Linked DNA regions of Homo sapiens: region 1 is linked to region 2. A link is a contact called in ENCODE Hi-C or POLR2A ChIA-PET data. All regions are on one chromosome and are shown on one strand. The core of a region is the stretch at or near the end of the contact, and the rest is flanking DNA. Distances in the headings are between cores, read along the strand shown.

Evidence for each region. A loop is a pair of places that touch in the nucleus more often than their neighbours do. ChIA-PET counts read pairs that join two places held with the same protein, here RNA polymerase II (POLR2A). Pooled maps may share reads with other maps.
Region 1: a loop to region 2 is called in a map of transverse colon, with 9 times the contacts of the local background. The contact joins two enhancer-like sites. A Hi-C loop is called at or near these places in 5 of 168 maps with a recorded cell type or tissue (CD14-positive monocyte, gastrocnemius medialis, psoas muscle and 1 more) and 8 of 50 pooled maps. POLR2A ChIA-PET finds 5 or more read pairs at or near these places in 6 of 52 experiments (B cell, BJ, CD8-positive, alpha-beta memory T cell and 3 more).

Annotation. Positions count from the first base shown.
Region 1 is chr6:14,929,254-14,931,953 of GRCh38, forward strand. The region is part of intron 2 of LOC105374945 (a long non-coding RNA gene); the gene reads right to left. Among named protein-coding and RNA genes, the nearest start is that of JARID2-DT, 310 kb to the right of the region's middle. RefSeq lists a silencer at 1,371-1,571. Within about 2 kb of position 1,323, at least 2 of the 41 ENCODE cell types and tissues checked have a DNase peak (open chromatin) inside an H3K27ac peak, as active enhancers do.
Region 2 is chr6:14,882,761-14,885,460 of GRCh38, forward strand. The region is part of intron 2 of LOC105374945 (a long non-coding RNA gene); the gene reads right to left. Among named protein-coding and RNA genes, the nearest start is that of JARID2-DT, 360 kb to the right of the region's middle. RefSeq lists an enhancer at 461-1,172. Within about 2 kb of position 1,276, at least 2 of the 41 ENCODE cell types and tissues checked have a DNase peak (open chromatin) inside an H3K27ac peak, as active enhancers do.

The sequences.
Region 1 (2,700 bases), core at 73-2,572, 47 kb after region 2:
ACAAATTTTGAACACTAATGGGGAAGGGAAAAACCAATGTCACTTGCCATAAACACAAGGCAGCCAGAAAAATAAACATAATGGAGAAAATGTTCTAGATTCCAGCAAGCTCCTGAAAGCTGAGAGCCTGGGAATTGCTCCCTCTTTACTTACCAGAAGAACGATGATGAGGAAGAAGAAGAGAAAGCCGATAGAAAAGGAGAAGAAGAATTGGTGTCAGAGAAGTGTTCAAGACATTTTAGGACTAAGCTGAGGCTCTCTGATCTAATCAGTGGGCATAAAAGGGAATTGAAAGATACTGCCTTCTTGCTGTGCTATTTAGTATATTATTTAATTTCCTGGTGTGACCTCTTGCAGTCACCTCCGACTCCCATGTTAAGGGGTCCCTAGTTTCCCTCCAAGCTGGATGCTATCAAACAGAAGACCCTAAGCTGTCTTCCCAGGACAGGTAATCCACCCCAAGCACTTGGAAAAGAAAGGTACATCCTCTTCCACAATAACCACTGCACAGATTCATTTTCTTGTAAAATGCAAGGGCCATTTAGAAATAATGACGTGTATTCTTTGAAATAAGTACCAGATCAACTTTTGTCTTTTGTTTTTTCTTTTGAGACGGAGTCTCGCTCTGTTGCCCAGGCTGGAGAGCCATCATGGGATCTCGGCTTACCGCAAGCTCCGCCTCCCGGGTTCACGCTATTCTCCTGCCTCAGCCTCCCGAGTAGCTGGGACTACAGGCACTCACCACCTCGCCCGGCTAATTTTTTGTATTTTTAGTAGAGACGGGGTTTCACCGTGTTAGCCAGGATAGTCTTGATCTCCTGACCTCGTGATCCACCTGCCTCGGCCTCCCAAAGTGCTGGGATTACAGGCATGAGCCACCGCGCCCAGCCAGTACCAGGTCAACTTTTAACCCCAGAAATCTCCCTTTAAGATGATCTCCAACCCTTTGCAGCTGTAAAATCCTTTAATAATACATCAACTGATTGCGTATCAATTGGATCAGGATAGGAGAAAGCCCTGTTGAAGTCCCATTCTTCAAAATATCTGAAAGCAGGCATTAGGAGTTGACACTGGCAGGCAGTTGAGCAGGACAAAACCATAAGGAAAAGTCAGCAGAAGAGGATGAAAGTTTACCTTCTGGGAATGGCCAGGGGAGGAACCCATAGCAGATCAGATATAAGATTCAAATCACAGCCTCCCGGAGGTAGCCAAGTGGCCCCAACCCTGGAAACTTAGCACTTGGCTTTAAAGACTTATAATTCCCTGGTGCCAATACCAGATAAGAAAAAGGCTGATTGGCCCCTGGTTGGCCCAGTGAGTGGGTTAGAAGAGACACACCTAGAACCACAAAGTTAGGTGTGGCTGACGAATTACTAATACATTGAATAGGCATACAACTGGGCCCCACACCCCATCTTAAATCAACAATGCAAGACCTGCACACAGAGACTCAACCCCTCCCTCCAAAATGCCCTTTCCTCTCCTCCAAAACCCCATCACCCACTCTACAGATCTCAGCTGAAGCCCTGAGTGACTAATACACAGATTGGTTAGGACCACTTGCATTTAAATGCTGTCACTCAGAGTAAGATATTCTGTTATTTACTCACCAAATCTTTTTGGGTTGTTTTTTGTTTTTGAGTTTTTTGTTTTTGTTTTTGTTTTTGTTTTGAGACAGAGTCTCACTCTGTTACTTAGGCTGGAGTGCAGTGTCATGGTCTGAGCTCACTGCAACCTCCGCCTCCCTGGTTCAAGCAATTCTCCTGCCTCAGCCTCCCGAGTAGCTGGGACTACAGGCGCCCACCACCACACCCAGCTAATTTTTATATTTTTAGTAGAGACGGGGTTTCACTACGTTGGCAAGGCTGGTCTTGAACTCCTGACCTCAGGTGATCCACCTGCCTCAGCCTCCCAAAGTGCTGGGATTACAGGCATGAGCCACCATGCCTGGACTCACCAAATCTTTTTGGCAGGTTACTGGGAGCCAGGGGCTGTGCTGCCTGCTGTCTGGTGTTCTCAAAGACTTCCCAAGCCACAGAGAGGTCTCAGTAAGGACACAGGTGTATGGGAAGAAAACCTTTTTACCTCTACCCTCCTAGGTTATTGACTAGTGCCCTATAAACTAAGCTGATAAAAGACAGATTCATGAGAGAAAAACCAACAGGAGTTTGTAAACCTGTGCATCTTCCTTACATATGAGAGCACCCAGTGAGGAGCAACTCACAGGGGTGGTTAGAATTTGGGGTCTACTGGCCAGGCACCGTGGCTCACACCTGTAATCCCAGCACTTTGGGAGGCCGAGGTGGGTGGATTGTTTGAGGTCAGGAGTTCAAGACCAGCCTGGCCAACATGGTGAAACCCCGTCTCTACTAAAAATACAAAAATTAGCCAGGCATGGTGATGGGCGCCTGTAGTCCCAGCTACTCAGGAGGCTGAGGCAGGAGAATCACTTGAATCTGGGAGGTGGAGGTTGCAGTGAGTCAAGATTGCGCCATTGCACTCCAGCCTGGGAGACACAGCAAGACTCTGTCTCAAAAAAAAAAAGAATTTGAGGTCTATGTACCTAACTTACTGGAGGAAGGGTTGGGGAGAGAGGGCACTAATGGAAAAGCAAATGACTTTTGGAAGGAGAAATGGGCTCCTAGGAGAATGGATGAGAGATTTGAGAGTTTGATGACAATATCTGTTTGGGTGTGGTGC
Region 2 (2,700 bases), core at 26-2,525:
CGAGCCAAAGAAAAGAAGCGAGACCCCAGGGACTCACAGCGATAAATGGCTGAGGTTCTGAGTGATGGGGGAGGGGCCGGAACAATGAAATGTGAGTTCTGACAGTGCATTTGACCTCATCTGTACCCACAAGCTGGCATGCCTGGAAGCATTCGTGTTGCAAATAGACACACACCCGTACTTATCACATTACATTACAATCCACAGTTTACATAACTTTCTTCCTCGATACTCTCTGAGCCTCACAAGCATTAAAGACACAGATCATTCATCCTTGTGTCTCAGAATAGAGCACAGGACAGGTAGTAGGTGCTCAGTCAGTGGTGGCCTGTAAATGGATGAAATACCAAGAGGAATCTCATCACCCAGTCCCCCAATACTAAAACAGTGTTACTACGAAACTCCAACATTAGAAACAAAAATCAACAGCATGCTTCCTGTGGAAACCAGGATTCCCAGAATAACACTATGGCCCAGAAGACCCTGGTCTCTTCAGGTACTGCTGGCAAGTTGCTCTATTTCTCCACTCCTGGCAAAACAGAGATGCCTTTGAACTTAATAAAATAGACTTTCGGCCAAAAATAGCAAGCAAAATCAGAGAAGCCAAAAAATTAAAAATAAAACATTATTTTCCTTTCTGTGTGCAGGGGACGGCAGAAGGGGCAGGGAAGCATGTTAATTAGCTATTCTGGTGACCACGTATTTAAGTAACAGCCACACTTAACATATGCGTCCAACCAGCTTCAATTCCATGATCTGAGAGGTGGTGCTCTCCAGAACCGCTTGGGCCAGGAAAAGGTGACTAGAGATTTGATTAAAATGCAGGCCCATGCCGGGCGCGGTGGCTCATGCCTGTAATACCAGCACTTTGGGAGGCCGAGGCAGGTGGATCACTTGGGGTCAGGAGTTTGACACCAGCCTGGCCAACATGTTGAAACCCTGTCTCTACTAAAAATACAAAAATTAGCAGGGCGTGGTGATGGGCACCTGTAATCCCAGCTACTCGGGAGGCTCAGGCAGGAGAACTGCTTGAACCCGGGGGGCGAAGGTTGCAGTGAGCCAAAATAGTGCCACTGCACTCCAGCCAGGCAACAGAGCAAAACTCCATCTCAAAGAAACTAAAATAAAATAAAACGCGGGTCCTAGAGGAAGAGGAAGGAGCTCCGATGGAAGTGCTGCTACAGAAAAGTCACATGGAAGCCCACAGAGCCACCAATTAGATCTGCTGCCCAAACTCCACAAAAGCAAAGTTTGAAGAGACAGTGAGGAGGAAATAGCCCAAAGAGGCCACTCCTTCCTGCAGAGGTCAACCAGCTGCTCTGAATTAAGAACTCTCAAGTCACTGACACAACGCAATATGACACCTTTCCAGCTGATGGAGTGCAGAGCAATTTTAGTGTGGATGCAGAGGCTTCTCCCTGGTGGGGTTGCCCGGCAGGGGTCACAACCCAGAATAATCCCATTAAGTTCCAGCTGCTGCACCCCATCCCCTGTAATTTACGGTCATGTCAGGGCCTTACCCTTACCAGTGCAACCAAATTTAAACCCACTCTTGGTGATGATTCTGCGATTCTGTGTGAGCGCAGCCTGGGGGTAGGAGGAAGGAGGGAGCAGCGGCTTAAAGAGATGCTTTCATTTATGATCCAAGATCTGAGTTGTCCTTCCCCCTACCCTTTTTCTTCTGCCAGAGACACTGATTTTTTTAACTGCTCTGAAAGAGGTCCACACTTTAGAGCTCCATCGTCTTTGGCTCCTCCCACTATTGATGAGAAAGAACAGAATTGACTCCCAGACCCAGGCAGGCAACTTTTCCAGCATTGCGGCCTCAGCCGGCTACCAGGATCGGAGGGAGCTCTTTGTAGGCTCTGGAGAGAATTGTTTTCAAAGCCAAACATAAGGAATATCAATTATAATGTTTAAAAGAATTTCAAAACAAGTGTTTGGCATTCCAGCTTACTTTTCTAGTCTCCACACTTGAGGAAAAAAAAAAATCTTGTATTTCCAAACACTAAATTATGTGGCTTTTGACTTTGAAAATGGCCTGGTGATATTATTTCTTAGGATCTATGTGGTACAGCAAATGGTGTATCTGCCCATCACAACTACTCTAAAAGATTCAAGAGTCGCTCAATATTAAGCTGAGATGAGACAAAGATAAGACATGAAAATAAATTTCAGGTCTAACTGAGACTGGCTTAATAAGACTGATATGGTACAAAAGCATACGAATTTTTCACTCCCCTACTAAGAACATATTTTCCAACACGAATCCTGCCTTCCAGGACAATCCAGCCCAGTCTGAAATAATGCATGTGTAAAAAGGAATGGAATAGGAAACAGAGACAAGTGAAGGTGGCTATAGAAGTTCAGAATACAGGCCGGGGGCAGTGGTTCATGCCTGTAATCCCAGCACTTTGGGAGGCTGAGGTGGGCGTATCACCTGAGGTCAGGAGTTTGAGACCAGCCTGACCAACATGGTGAAACGCTGTCTCTACTAAAAATACAAAAAAATTTTGTGGTGGTAGATGTCTGTAATCCCAGCTACTTGGGAGGCTGAGGTAAGAAAATCGCTTGAACCCAAGAGGCGGAGGTTGCAGTGAGCCGAGATCGCGCCATTGCACTCCAGCCTGGTTGACAAAAGAGAGACTTCGTCTCAAAAAAAAAAAAAAAAAAAAAAAAAAAAAAAATTCAGAAGACAGA